Regions from separate parts of the Homo sapiens genome. Here regions 2 and 3 are each linked to region 1. A link is a contact called in ENCODE Hi-C or POLR2A ChIA-PET data. All regions are on one chromosome and are shown on one strand. The core of a region is the stretch at or near the end of the contact, and the rest is flanking DNA. Distances in the headings are between cores, read along the strand shown.

Region 1 (3,995 bases), core at 1-2,500:
AGATCACGAGGTCAGGAGATTGAGACCATCCTGGCTAACATGGTGAAACCCCGTCTCTACTAAAAATACGAAAAATTAGCTGGGTGTGGTGGCGGGCGCCTGTAGTCTCAGCTACTTGGGAGGCTGAGGCAGGAGAATGGCGTGAACTCGGGAGGCAGAGCTTGCAGTGAGCTGAGATCGAGCCACTGCACTCCAGCCTGGGCGACAGAGCAAGACTCCGTCTCAAAAAAAAAAAAAAAAAAAAAAAAGAGCCTAGAATTCGACCCAGATGGCCTGGGTTCAAACCCTAGCTCGCCCACTTAGCCGCTGTGTGACCTCAGATAAGTCACTTAATGGCTCTCTGTCCCTGTATTTCTGTCTTTAATTTGGGAATAATGATATTTACCTAGGAAAGTTTAGCTAGCACTGTGTATATATAGAGATATATATACAATATTCATGAATCCAGTTGTGACCTATCATGGGGTAATGTTTACAGGCTTATTCTTTTTTTTTACTTGGAAGAGCTCCTATTTATCCTTCAAAACCCAGTAAAAATGTCCCCTCCTCCAGGCAGCTTTCCTGCATCTCCCCCCAGACAACACCCTGGCACCCCTCTCTGTCCCCAACGTTCCCCCCTGTTCCTCTCTCTGGTCCAGCCATGACTCCATGGAGCTAGAGTGTCTTTATCTTGCTCTGTCTCCACCAGCCTGAGGGCCTCCTAGGGATCAGGGCTTAGGGCTAGGTTCCTGTGTTGTTGTTTTTTTCTGTGTCCTGGTGCTGGCCTGGCACAGAGGAGGGTGCAAGGGTCTTTGCTGGTGAACAGCTATCTAGTGATGAAAGACCGCATGCTCAAATTCAAGCTCCTGACCCTGGCCTGGGAGCCTCCTCTACTTCCCCGCTACCCACATTCTAGACCTAAAGACATCCTTGCTCTCTCTCTCTTGCCTCTCCATACCTTTGCTCATGCTGTTGTCTTGCCAAGACCCCCTTTTCCCTAACTCCAGCTCCATTTTCCATTTGTGGTCACCACAAATACCCCCTCCTCCACGAAGCTCTCCCCCATGCCCCTAGAAAATCCCTCCTGCCACCCCAGGCCCCACTAGCCCTGTCCCTCCTTCTGGCCTAGCCCAGCCCCCACGTTCTGTCTCCTCGAGGGCTGAGGCTCTTGGGTCACATACCTGGGAGACCCTTGGATGGCCGAGGCCCTCGCTGTAGCTGTGCCAGTGCCTGCAGGAGCCTGGGTTTCGATTCAAGGTCTGCACGTCAATGGGGCGGGGCTGGCTGCCCCGAGGCAGTTCCTGTTTCCTCAAGCAGGTGAGCCCTGGGGGCGGAACAAGGACAGCTCAAGTCACCCTGTCTGCAGTCCAACAAAGCATCTGGTGCCACAGGTGCAGAGACAGCTTGCTCCTGTCTTGCCCCCAGCAAGTTGTTATTGAGCACCTACTGTGTGCCTGCTGTTTGGAGGACACAGGGGTGACACGGAGACAGGTGCAGGCCCCCTGACTCCTGGCATCTATAATCTATCAAGCAGTGAAGAGGAGTGAGACATCATTACAAAGGGAGAACGGGGAACGGGTGCGGTGGCTCACACCTGCAATCCCAGCACTTTGACAGGCTGAGGCAGGCGGATCACTTGAGGTCAGGAGTTTGAGACCAGCCTGGCAAACATGGCAAAACCCCGTCTCTATTAAAATACGAAAATCAGCCGGGTGTGGCGGCGCACGCCTGTAATCCCAGCTACTCAGGAGGCTGAGGCACAAGAATTGCTTGAACCCGGGAGGCGGAGGTTGCAGTGAGCAGAGATCGCACCATTGCACTCCAGCCTGGGCAACGGAGTGAGACTCCTTCTCAAAACAAAAACAAAAGCAACAAAGGGGGAACAGAAACTGGGCGCGGTGGCTCACGCCTGTAATCCCAGCACTTTGGGAGGCCGAGGCGGGTGGATCATTTGAGGCCAGGAGTTTGAGACCAGGCTGGCCAACATGGTAAAACCCTGTCTCTACTAAAAATACAAAAATTAGGCGTGGTGGCGGGTGCCTGTAATCCCAGCTACTCAGGAGGCTGATGCAAGAGAATCGCTTGGACCAGGGACGCAGAGGCTGCAGTGAGCCGAGATCACGCCACTGCACTTTAGCCTGGATGACAGAGGGAAATTCTGTCCCCCGCAAAACAAACAAACAAAAAAACACCAGCTGGGTGCGGTGGCTCATGCCTGTAATCCCAGCACTTTGGGAGGCCAAGGTGGGCAGATCATTTGAGGTCAGGAGTTCGCGACCAGCCTGACCAACATGGAGAAATCCCGTCTCTACTAAAACTGCAAAATTAGCCCGGCGTGGTGACACATGCCTGTAATCCCAGCTATTTGGGAGGCTGAGGCAGGAGAATCGCTTGAACCCGGGAGGTGGAGGTTGCGGTTTGCTGAGATCTCACCACTGCACTCCAGCCTGGGCAGCGAGAGTGTAACTCCGTCTCAAACAAAACAAAACCAACGAAAACCAAACAAAACAAAACAAAAAAACAAAAAACCCCAAACAAACAAAAAAATCCAAAGGGGAAACAGGAAGTGGGAACAGCAGTTGCACAAACCCACAGAGGTGACCTAACTGACGTGAAGGAAGGGGCATTTGAGGGTGAGAAGGAATCATCTTGATTTGGGGAGTGCGTAGTGCAGAAAGAGTATATTTTTTTGTAGAGATGGGGTCTTGCTATATTGCCCAGGCTGGGGGAGGGAAGAGCAGGCACAAAGGCCTTGAAACTGAATTGAGCCTGGACAGGCTGGGGTCTCATGGCACGCATAGGTCCACACCAGGACTTCCTCCATTATAAAATATTTTAAAATATTTTTATTAATTGACTAACCTATTTTAGAGACAGAGTTTCACTCTGTCACTCAGGCTGGAGTGCAGTGGTATGATCATAGCTCACTGCAGTCTTGAACTGCTGGACTCAAGTGATCCTCCTGCCTCAGGCTCCCAAGTAGCTGGGACTACAGGCACACACCACCACACCTGACTAATTAAAAAAATATTTTTTTTGGAGATGGGATCTTGCTGTGTTGCCCAGGCTGGTCTCAAACTCCTGGGGCTCAAGCGATCCGCCCACCTTGGTTCAAGTGACTCTCCTGCCTCAGCCTCCTGAGTAGCTGGGATTAGAGGTGCCCACCAACACGCCTGGCTAATGTTTGTATTTTTAGTAGAGACAAGGTTTCACTATGTTGGCCAGGCTGGTCTCAAACTCCTGACCTCAGGTGATCCACCCGCCTCAGCCTCCCAAAGTGCTGGGATTACAGGTGTGGGCCGCCGTGCCAGCTTAAAATTCTATTTTACAACTGTGTTGGCATTAAGACCGATGTGGTCCAGGCTGGATTCCTTATTGTATATTTATTATTAGGATGTTCAGTTTTTTTTCTTCTGATTTTAAATAAGCTGAAGCCCTTTGGGAAGTCCCACACAGCACTTGGGTCCTGGGTGCAGGCCCTGTGTGCCTAACAGATTGGCCAGCTCTGGCCGTGTGCTCGTACCCCAGGCAGACAAACAAAACTACTTCCTCCTCTCCTTTCAGGCAGAAAGGGCCCAGATCCTACTGGGGGCCTCCCCAAGGGCCTATTGCCCTGGCCCAGCTGGGCTAGATAACCCCAGGCTCACCCTGGGTGCCTCTCTCACCCCCCTGCTCCTCCTCGGCAACAGCAGCACCTCGTCTGCCCTCTGTGGTCAACAAGGTCTAAGCAGGAGACACGTGGAGCCCTGCTTCTCACTCACCTGCTGTGTGTCCTAAGGTGAGTTGCTCAGCCTCTCTGAGCCTCAGTTCTGCATCTGTGCAATGGGCATAATAGCCCTCCTTAATCATGTGAAGATGCTAGGAGAGGCAACTCTCCAGCACAGCACATGGAGATGAGTTGGGAGTGAGAGAATCAGGACTCTTTGTTGTGACTTAATTCAAGCAAGGCCTTTGTGTTTGCCTGGGGGAGACTCTGGCTTGGGCCTCAGACCTCATGGGCTGAGCTGCCTTGGGCA
Region 2 (3,995 bases), core at 746-3,245, 240 kb before region 1:
TGTTTACTCACTCCTCCTTATAAATCTTTGGTTTGTATCTTTGGGTTTTTTCCCTAAAAGAAATCCAGAATTTGACCCCAGGTACTGGCCTATGTTGTGGGTTCTGTGTTTGAAGGAACCTCATCTCACAGTGTAGAACTCGCAGATGCACGCTCGAGCCTTTATGCAATGGGAGCATCTGTGGACACCCCCTTTCTTTTGGGAACAGGCCCCGCTTGGTCCTGCAGCTTGCGTGGGGCGGGTAGCAGTGTTTGGTATCATAGGCGAGTGTATCCAGTACTCTAGGCAAATCCCTTCCAGGTTAGAGGAGAAAACACAGCAAAAACCTCTATCCAAAGACACCACCCTGTATAAATCATGTGGGTGGCAGGTCGCCCTGGAGTTGCTCCTCGCCTCCTGACCCATTGAGACCCAGTGGGACCCAGGGGCCACGCCTCTGTGGCAACTTGTCACTCTTCTGATGACCGTGAATGATGCTGGCCCTCCCAGAGTGGTCGTCACAGTGAGAAACCGTCTTGCCATGCCAGAGTGGGCAGGGGGGCCTTGCTGAGAGGCCTTCATGCAGACACACGTGTCTAATGAATAAATGCAGCCTTCCTGAGTCTCCTGGTTCAGGGGCCATCTAGCATTTCCCCTCCACCCCAGAAGGCATGTTCTCTTAAAGACCTGTAACTCTGACTTTGTTGGTGCCGATTGCAGATCCCTTTGGAACCTTAGATCCCTTCGGAAGTGGGTCCTTCAATAGTGCTGAAGGCTTTGCCGACTTCAGCCAGATGTCCAAGGTAAAGCCCCTCCACGGAGCCCCCGCGCCTCTGCTAGTGTCTTTGTGCCTCTTGTCATGGTGTGGGCTGCCAGGCGTAATTGTTCATGTCACGTATGTATCTCCCCGGCACCTTTCCAACACAAGGTCAGGTCTGGAAAGCATCCATGGCTGTGATCCAATGCACTGCAGTCCCGTGGGGTGAGCCCTGACCCTTCCCAGTGGCATAGGTGCCCTGGGCTCCCCTGGCTCCCACTGGTGTCTGACGACCATCAGGTCTCAGACGGTGAAGTCATTGCCATGGCCGAGTAGAAACTTGAGAAGGCGTTGGGCACAGGCGTCTCGAGAGGGCCATGGGCAGCAGGCCTGCAGGTGCGAGGCGTCCAGGGAAAGTGGGCCAGCGAGTGTTCAGAGTCGCCCATGTGACAGAACTCTCAAGGGGTGTTGAAAAGTGAGGGCCGGCCTCCTTGAATAAATGCAGACAGATCCACAGGTGAGGAGTGAACTGTTGAAGGAGGACAGCAGCGAGGCTGGTTACCAGACTGGACCCGTTGGTGTCCGGCCCTCACCACACGGTGACCTGAACTCACTGTGGCTCTGGTCCCAGACAGCTGTAGGGCTTCTCCAGACGCTGGCAGTGTGGTTGGAGCTCATCTTTAAGGTAGCATAGAGAATTCAACAGGGAACATCCAGAATGGACAAGTCAAAAAACAACAATAGAAGCCCCTTACGACTGAGGTGCCTTCCGGAAGAAACTGCTGGAAAGTTGGAAATGGGGGCTGTGGTGAGTGGGAAGGACAGGGCTGCGGCACCATTGTGCTTCCTTGTGAGTTGTATGTTTCCCTGTTTGAGTGAGGAGCATTTTTCTTTGGCAGGAATGAAGGAAAGCAGATGAGGTGTGTCCCGTCCCTGACACCTGCGTCCACTCTGTCCCTTCTCGGCAGCCCCCAGGCAGGGGCAGATGGGCTCTGTCTTCGGGGGGCTGCAGGGGCCTGCTTTCCTCACGAGTTCCACCTGCAGAGGCCCAGGCATTATCCACGCTGCGGGAAGAGGCAGTAGCCACAAGCAGAACACAGCCCCCCTCCTGGAGCCCATGGCCCAGGTGGTAAGGGGTGGCCGGTGTGGGGGGTCCCCTGGAGCAGCTGGGCCCAGTCCCTGTGAGCGCTGCTGTCAGCCTGAAGGTGGTGAGGGGAGGGAGCCCCGGGAGTACCTGGAAGACGCGTGCCCCAGGCATGAGGCCCCCTCGGGGCCCCACCGGCCCCATGCCCAGGTGCCCCAGGTGCCAGTGTGACTGGGCAGTCTCCCTTGGCTGCCCCGTGTTCACTCAGCTGGTGGAGCAGATGAGTCTCTGAGCATCTTGGGGTTGGCAGCGGTCGCAACTTGTGATCACAGAACACAGATTCCGAGAAGCACTTGAGATTCTGTTCAGGTTTTCAAAGACGCGTGTGTGCGTGCCCTGGCGGCGCAGCAGATCCCACTTCTGACCGAGGCAGGGTGTGTGTTTACACAGATGAGCCTGGGCAGAGGGAGCCCAGAGGCCCTGGCATGGCGCCCCCCTCCTTCCAGCACACGGAGAAGGCCTCCATCCCTCATATGCCACGCTGTGACACGGTTTGGGACTGGCAGAAGATTTAGGGCCCAGTGCACAGGCTCCTGGGCAGGCGGGAAACCATCTCCCGAAAGCAGAAAACGTTGGCCACACGGTGGCAGCAGTCCCTCAGGCGTCCTGGTCGTTTCTGGTTGTCGCAAGTGGACTCCTCTTCCTTTGGGAGGCTGGATCTGTCTTCCTCCTCTCACTGTGAGCAGAGGGAGGGAGAGCTAGCAGAGCCTGAGCTAGGGCCGGGATCTAATGACCGCCCTCTGCCTGTCCTTGGGCCCTGAAACCAGGGGCTCTTCACACACATGCAGCTGTGATTTCAGAGCCGGTCTCACTTCCTATTGGCGGTGCCGGGCCAGGACAGAGTTGGACAGAGCTGTGGAAAATGGGTCTCCAATACTATCTTGTTTTGATTCCAGCGTTCCATCAGCTGCCTTCATGACACTTGTACAGCCGCATTCTGAGCTCAACCCTGACCTTGCAGCTCTGTTTTTCCTTTTTGGTTACCTATCTGTTTTTCAAGAACAACATTGTGGATATAAATAAAATGCTAAGGGAAATGAAAGTGGCAAGAAGGTGTTTTTTTAAAAAACAAAAAAAAACCATCATCAACTTTTCCCCATCTGAGCAGAGCAGGGAGGCCCTTTTGTAAGTCCCTGAATTGAAGCACCTTACCTCTGCGTGGCTTTGCTGAGGAGAGTCACAGCCCACAGCCTGATTCTAGAAGTTTCCTTTGGGAGGCTCTTCGGGCCTGCACTCTTAGTTGAGGCCCCACCCTCACCTGAAGAGATTTTTCTAGACAGTATCAAGCCTATGTGACATAAGCTCACTTTAAAAACAGATTCCCCAAAGTATGTTTCCAGGGAGCATTTGAGAATAAAAACAAGAGTCCAACTTATTTCACCCTCTTCTGCCCTGAAAAAAAAAAAAAGCCATCTGTGAAATACTGGGTTAGTCGTCAGCCCATTTTTAGCAACTTCTCAATTGTTTAAAGCTGTGCATTGATATTTAGGGCTGCTGTTTACAAATTCAGTCTTCTGTTTTGAACCAGTTCTTCAACTGGTGAACTCAAACGTGTTTCTCTTAGAGCTGGTTTTCATAGTAGCTTTTTCTGTCTTCCTTTTATTTTAAGCACACTTCACTCTTGCCGAGCCCAGAGAGCCCCTGACAGCTTTACTGAAACCTTTCTAAAAATAGAGATTTTCCTTGAAGCCGCTGCCCGAGTAGGAAAGAGTTGAGTCCCCAAGGAGGCTTCTTGGGAAACTTGAAGTCATGAAAATTGGGATTCGGAAATGACGCGGGCATTCTGGAGCTAGGAGTGATCTGATTCACTGCGGAGGCAGTGCCAGGCGTTTATTGAAAGCCTGTCGCCTCGCGAGTTGCCAATTGGCCTCGTGGGTTTAAACACACATGGGAGGCGCCAAGCCGGCTTGGCCCGAGGTGTCCCCGGTCAGCCTGGAGGGTTAGGCGGCTCTGATTTGAGTGTGTCACCAGGTCTTACAACTTTGGACGTCCAGGCTGAGTGTGGTTTTATTGCCCGGGTCCTATTGCGCGACACAGAGGGTAGAAAGGCTCACTGCAGCCACTGGAACCGAGGCCCCACTCCGAGTCTGGAGATGTGGCCCAGAAGCCAGCACA
Region 3 (3,995 bases), core at 896-3,395, 140 kb after region 1:
CAGAGTTTTCATAGTTTTGGGTTTTTCATTTAAGTCTTTAATCCATTTTGAGTTAACTTTTGTATGTGGTATAAGGAAGGGATTCAGTTTCAATCTTCTGCGTATGGCTAGCCAGTTATCCCAGCACCATCTACTGAATAGGGAATCCTTTTTCCATTGTTAGTTTTTTTGTGTGTCAGATTTGTCAAAGATCAGATGGTTGTAGGTGTGCAGCCTTATTTCTGGGCTCTCTATTCTGTTCCATTGGTCTATGTGTCTGTTTTTGTACCAGTACCATGCTGTTTTGGCTACTGTAGCCCTGTAGTACAGTTTGAAGTCAGGTAACATGATGTCTCTAGCTTTACCTTTTTTGCTTAGGACTGCCTTAGCTATTCAAGCTCACTTTTGGTTCTATAGGAATTTTAAAACTGTTTTTTTTCTAGTTCTGTAAATAATCTCACTGGTAGTTTAATAGGAATAGCATTGAATCTATAAATTGCTTTGGGCAGTGTTAAGGCAGAAATTAAAGAAAAATAAACACTGCATTTATTCACTCCAGAAGAAATAAGGGTTATTTGAAAAACACAAGTTTTCCTCTGCTGCAGGCAAGGCTATAGACAGGTCATGGCGACCTGGCCTGCAGAAATGAGCTGCAGACACTCCTGAGAAAGGTTAAAAGAACAACAAATTCCTTCAATGTCTCTCCTGTACTGAACTATTAGTTATGACTATGTTTGCCAATGCTTGTATTTAGTAAGATTTGCAAAGTTCCTGTTTTAATTTTTTTCTGATGCGCTGCATATACAAGGCCACAAGTTATGCCAAGTTAGCAGTTACACTATAGATTATGTGGCTTGTCACTGTAAAATTTATTGTCTTTGTTTTGCTCTTGTATGCTAGCCTATATAAGTTAACTTTTGTTTTTGTCCAACGCTCAGCTTTTTGGATGTGAATCCACTGAACTGGTGCATACCTTAAAATAAATATCCTCCTGTTCTCCCATATCGGTCTCTGTTCCTCAGTTTCCCACAACATTTCTGAAGAGCCAGCCAGGAGTGGAGACAACAGGCTTACTGTCTCCTTTGCCTGTGGGGGCTGGAGGAGCCCTGGGCCAGGGGAGACCTGTGACCCCAGGCACTGCCCAGAGAACTTCAGCCCGGAGGGGAGATCGGGTCTCTCATGACCTGGTGCCCCTACCCAGCAGCACAGTGGAACCTGAGGGGCTATGGGATGATTCCAGGAGCAGCGTGCTTCCTTCAGGACTGCAGTAAGGTTTTGGGGCCCAAGGCAGGACCCACCCCATAAGGATGGAAGGGGAGCCTGATCACCTCCTGGGATGTGACTATTAATCCAACCCAGAAGGGCTGGGGGTGGTGAGAATGGCTCGCCAATTCAGATGAAACTTACACCCCAACTGACATAGGATGCAAGAGTGGCTCACTAAGTTGGTTAGGAAAAGGAAACTGGAGGTAGTGAGAGTGGCTCACCACCCCAATTAAGAACATGGGAACTGGGAGTGGGGAAGTGTGTGAAAGTGTGTGAATGGAGGGGCCTAATTAGGTTCATCAGTTGCAAAGTGGGGAGTCACAGATCTCTTAGCCTGGACTGTGTGTTCTGAGCAAAGTGTGGGGCCGACTAAGACTAGCGGTGATCTGCATATGGCTAATAGGAGCTGCCCTACGACTGCAGCAGTTGTAGCAGGAATAAGGAACTCTCCGAAGCCAAGCAGCATCTGAAAACTCCTGTAATAGGAGATGGTATATTCAGCCGAAACAAGAGGAAGAGTGAGTGTGCAAGAGTGAGTGTGCTGCGCTGTAAAGGGAGGAATGGGAGGAAAGTCATCAAAACTTACTCCATTGGAATGCATGTTACAGAACTTTAAGAAAGATTTTGCAGGGGATTATGGAATTAAGTTAACCCCCCAGAGGTTGAGAACTCTCTGAGAATTAGAATGGCCTTCTTTTGGTGTTAGATGGCCGACTGAAGGAACTATAGACAAGGAAATAATTGGTCGTGTATTTAGGGTGGTGACAGGGGTCGGAGGACAGCCAGGGCATCCAGACCAATTTCCTTGTATTGATTCATGGTTAAATATAGCACAGACAAGACCAGCCTGGATCCAGCCCCGTTTAGCACCTTATTGCAAAACACTTGTAGCCTGAGCCAACCCAAAAGTGAAAGTAAGAGCAGCTTCACTGGCAGACACAGAGTTAAAGGGAAAGTCCCAGAGAGAGCAAGAGAGGCCAGTTTTGCAGGGGCCACCAGAGGGAACAGAGATTCTTCCTCCATATGTCCCAGCCTACCTCGCTTTACAGGGGCTGATAGCTCCAGCTCCCCAGGAGCCAGACTCAAAAGACAGCATGCCCCAAGTCTCACCCTGAAGGGAAGGATCGGAGCCTCGGGGGGCCAGGGAAGGAAGTCAAGATAGTCAAGCAGACCAACTCAAATCTGGCCATGCTCGAGCTATGCAAATGCCTCTCAGGGAGACGCGAGGACCCATTTATTATAATGACCAAGTCCAAGTCCGGCGGGGGGCAATGAACTTGCATCTACCAGCCCTTTTCAACCACTGATCTCTTAAACTGGAAACACCATACCCCCCCTACACAGAGAAGCCCCAAGCTCTCATAGATCTGATGCAATCCATCTTTCTGACACACAATCCAACCTGGCCAGACTGTAGGCAGCTTCTTCTCACGCTGTTTAACACTGAGGAGCACAGAAGAGTAACACAGGGAGCTCTCCACTGACTAGAAGCCCCTGCACCAGCAGATGCAGTGAACGCTCAGGCATATGCTCAGGGCCAGCTCCCAGACCAAGATCCCAACTGGGACCCAGAGGATGCAACTCAGCTTCAGCGTTTGCAGAGGTACCAAGAGGCACTTCTGCAAGGGCTAAGGGAGGGTGGAAAGAAAGCAATTAATACAGGGAAGATTTCAGAAGTGCTTCAGGGAGCTGATGAGAGCCCAAGTCAGTTTTATGAGAGACTCTGTGAGGCATACCAACTTTTCACCCTGTTTGACCCTGAGGCCACTGAAAATCAGCGTATGGTGAATACATCATTTGTAGGACAGGCCCATGGTAACATCAAATGAAAGCTTCATCAGTTAGAAGGTTTTGCAGGCGTGAACGCCACCCAGCTTATAGAAGTAGCCACCAAAGTGTATGTTAACTATGACCAGGAGGAAAACAAGGAAGCAGATTGAAGGCTTAAAAAAAAGGCAGATCTGTTGGCAGCAGGCCTTATAGAAAAAGAGATTAGCAATGTGAGAGGACACGGACGTGGACGTGGACATGGAAGAGGTTAAGTTAGACAAAGATTTGAAAGCCGACCAAATTTGAAAGCTAGAGAGGGATCAATATGAGAGATGCAAAAAGAAAGGACACTAAAAGGATGAATGTCCAGAAGGCAATGAAAGAAATGGCCAAGGCCGTGAGACAAAGAGGCCATCGGCCAAGGGCTGCGGTGCCTTAGAGGAACCAGATACTGACCTGATTGGGCTGACAGGAGCTGAAGGATGTGAGGATTAGGACAGACCAGGCTCCTTCTCATTAGGCCTCCAGGGGCCTGTGGTCACATTAAAAGTTGGAGGCCAATTGATGAACTTTATTGTAGATGCTGAGGCTGAACACTCTGTAGTAACTTGACCCATAGGGCCACTATCCAAGAACTATACAACTATTGCAGGAGCTGCTGGAGTCTCAGAGAAGAGGCCATTTAGTCAGTCAAGGAGGTGTGTTATAGGAAGACGAGAAGTCTAGCATGAATTCCTATACCTCCCAACTTGTCCAGTTCCCTTGTTAAGAAGAGACCTACTTCAAAAACTGCAGGCACAGATTACTTTTAGGCTTCAAAAAGATATGACTTTCAATCTGACTCACCCAAAAGCCATAGTGTTAACCCTTACCATTCCACAGGCTGAGGAATGGAGACTTCATAGAAAGAAACTGCAGGCGCCAGTGCAGCTTCATACACGGAAAGAAGAAAAATTATTATTTGGACTAGTTAATAAAAT

Evidence for each region. Hi-C counts contacts between places; a loop is a spot of excess contacts on that map. ChIA-PET counts read pairs that join two places held with the same protein, here RNA polymerase II (POLR2A). Pooled maps may share reads with other maps.
Region 2: a loop to region 1 is called in a map of B cell, with 5 times the contacts of the local background. The contact joins the enhancer-like site here to the promoter of HSH2D in region 1. A Hi-C loop is called at or near these places in 1 of 168 maps with a recorded cell type or tissue (B cell), 4 of 37 single-sample maps with no recorded cell type and 5 of 50 pooled maps. POLR2A ChIA-PET finds 5 or more read pairs at or near these places in 10 of 52 experiments (CD4-positive, alpha-beta T cell, CD8-positive, alpha-beta memory T cell, OCI-LY7 and 6 more).
Region 3: a pooled map shows a loop between it and region 1 (4-fold over the local background). The contact joins the enhancer-like site here to the promoter of HSH2D in region 1. A Hi-C loop is called at or near these places in 2 of 50 pooled maps. POLR2A ChIA-PET finds 5 or more read pairs at or near these places in 4 of 52 experiments (SK-N-SH, WTC11, activated naive CD8-positive, alpha-beta T cell and 1 more).

What each region holds. Positions count from the first base shown.
Region 1 is chr19:16,140,940-16,144,934 of GRCh38, reverse strand. HSH2D (hematopoietic SH2 domain containing) reads right to left here and starts at 1,250. Exons shown (of 6, transcript NM_001382417.1): 1 at 1,161-1,250. RefSeq lists enhancers at 848-897, 908-987, 1,128-1,387, 1,468-1,627, 1,115-1,809 and 2 more.
Region 2 is chr19:16,381,916-16,385,910 of GRCh38, reverse strand. EPS15L1 (epidermal growth factor receptor pathway substrate 15 like 1) reads left to right here. Exons shown (of 24, transcript NM_001258374.3): 21 at 700-782. Among named protein-coding and RNA genes, the nearest start is that of KLF2, 59 kb to the right of the region's middle. RefSeq lists enhancers at 2,142-2,643, 2,896-2,985. Within about 2 kb of position 1,995, at least 33 of the 41 ENCODE cell types and tissues checked have a DNase peak (open chromatin) inside an H3K27ac peak, as active enhancers do; they include B cell, CD4-positive, alpha-beta T cell and OCI-LY7, where a contact is called at or near this core.
Region 3 is chr19:16,000,354-16,004,348 of GRCh38, reverse strand. No RefSeq gene overlaps it. Among named protein-coding and RNA genes, the nearest start is that of LINC00661, 13 kb to the left of the region's middle. RefSeq lists enhancers at 2,040-2,229, 2,260-2,309, 2,440-2,709. Within about 2 kb of position 2,145, at least 8 of the 41 ENCODE cell types and tissues checked have a DNase peak (open chromatin) inside an H3K27ac peak, as active enhancers do.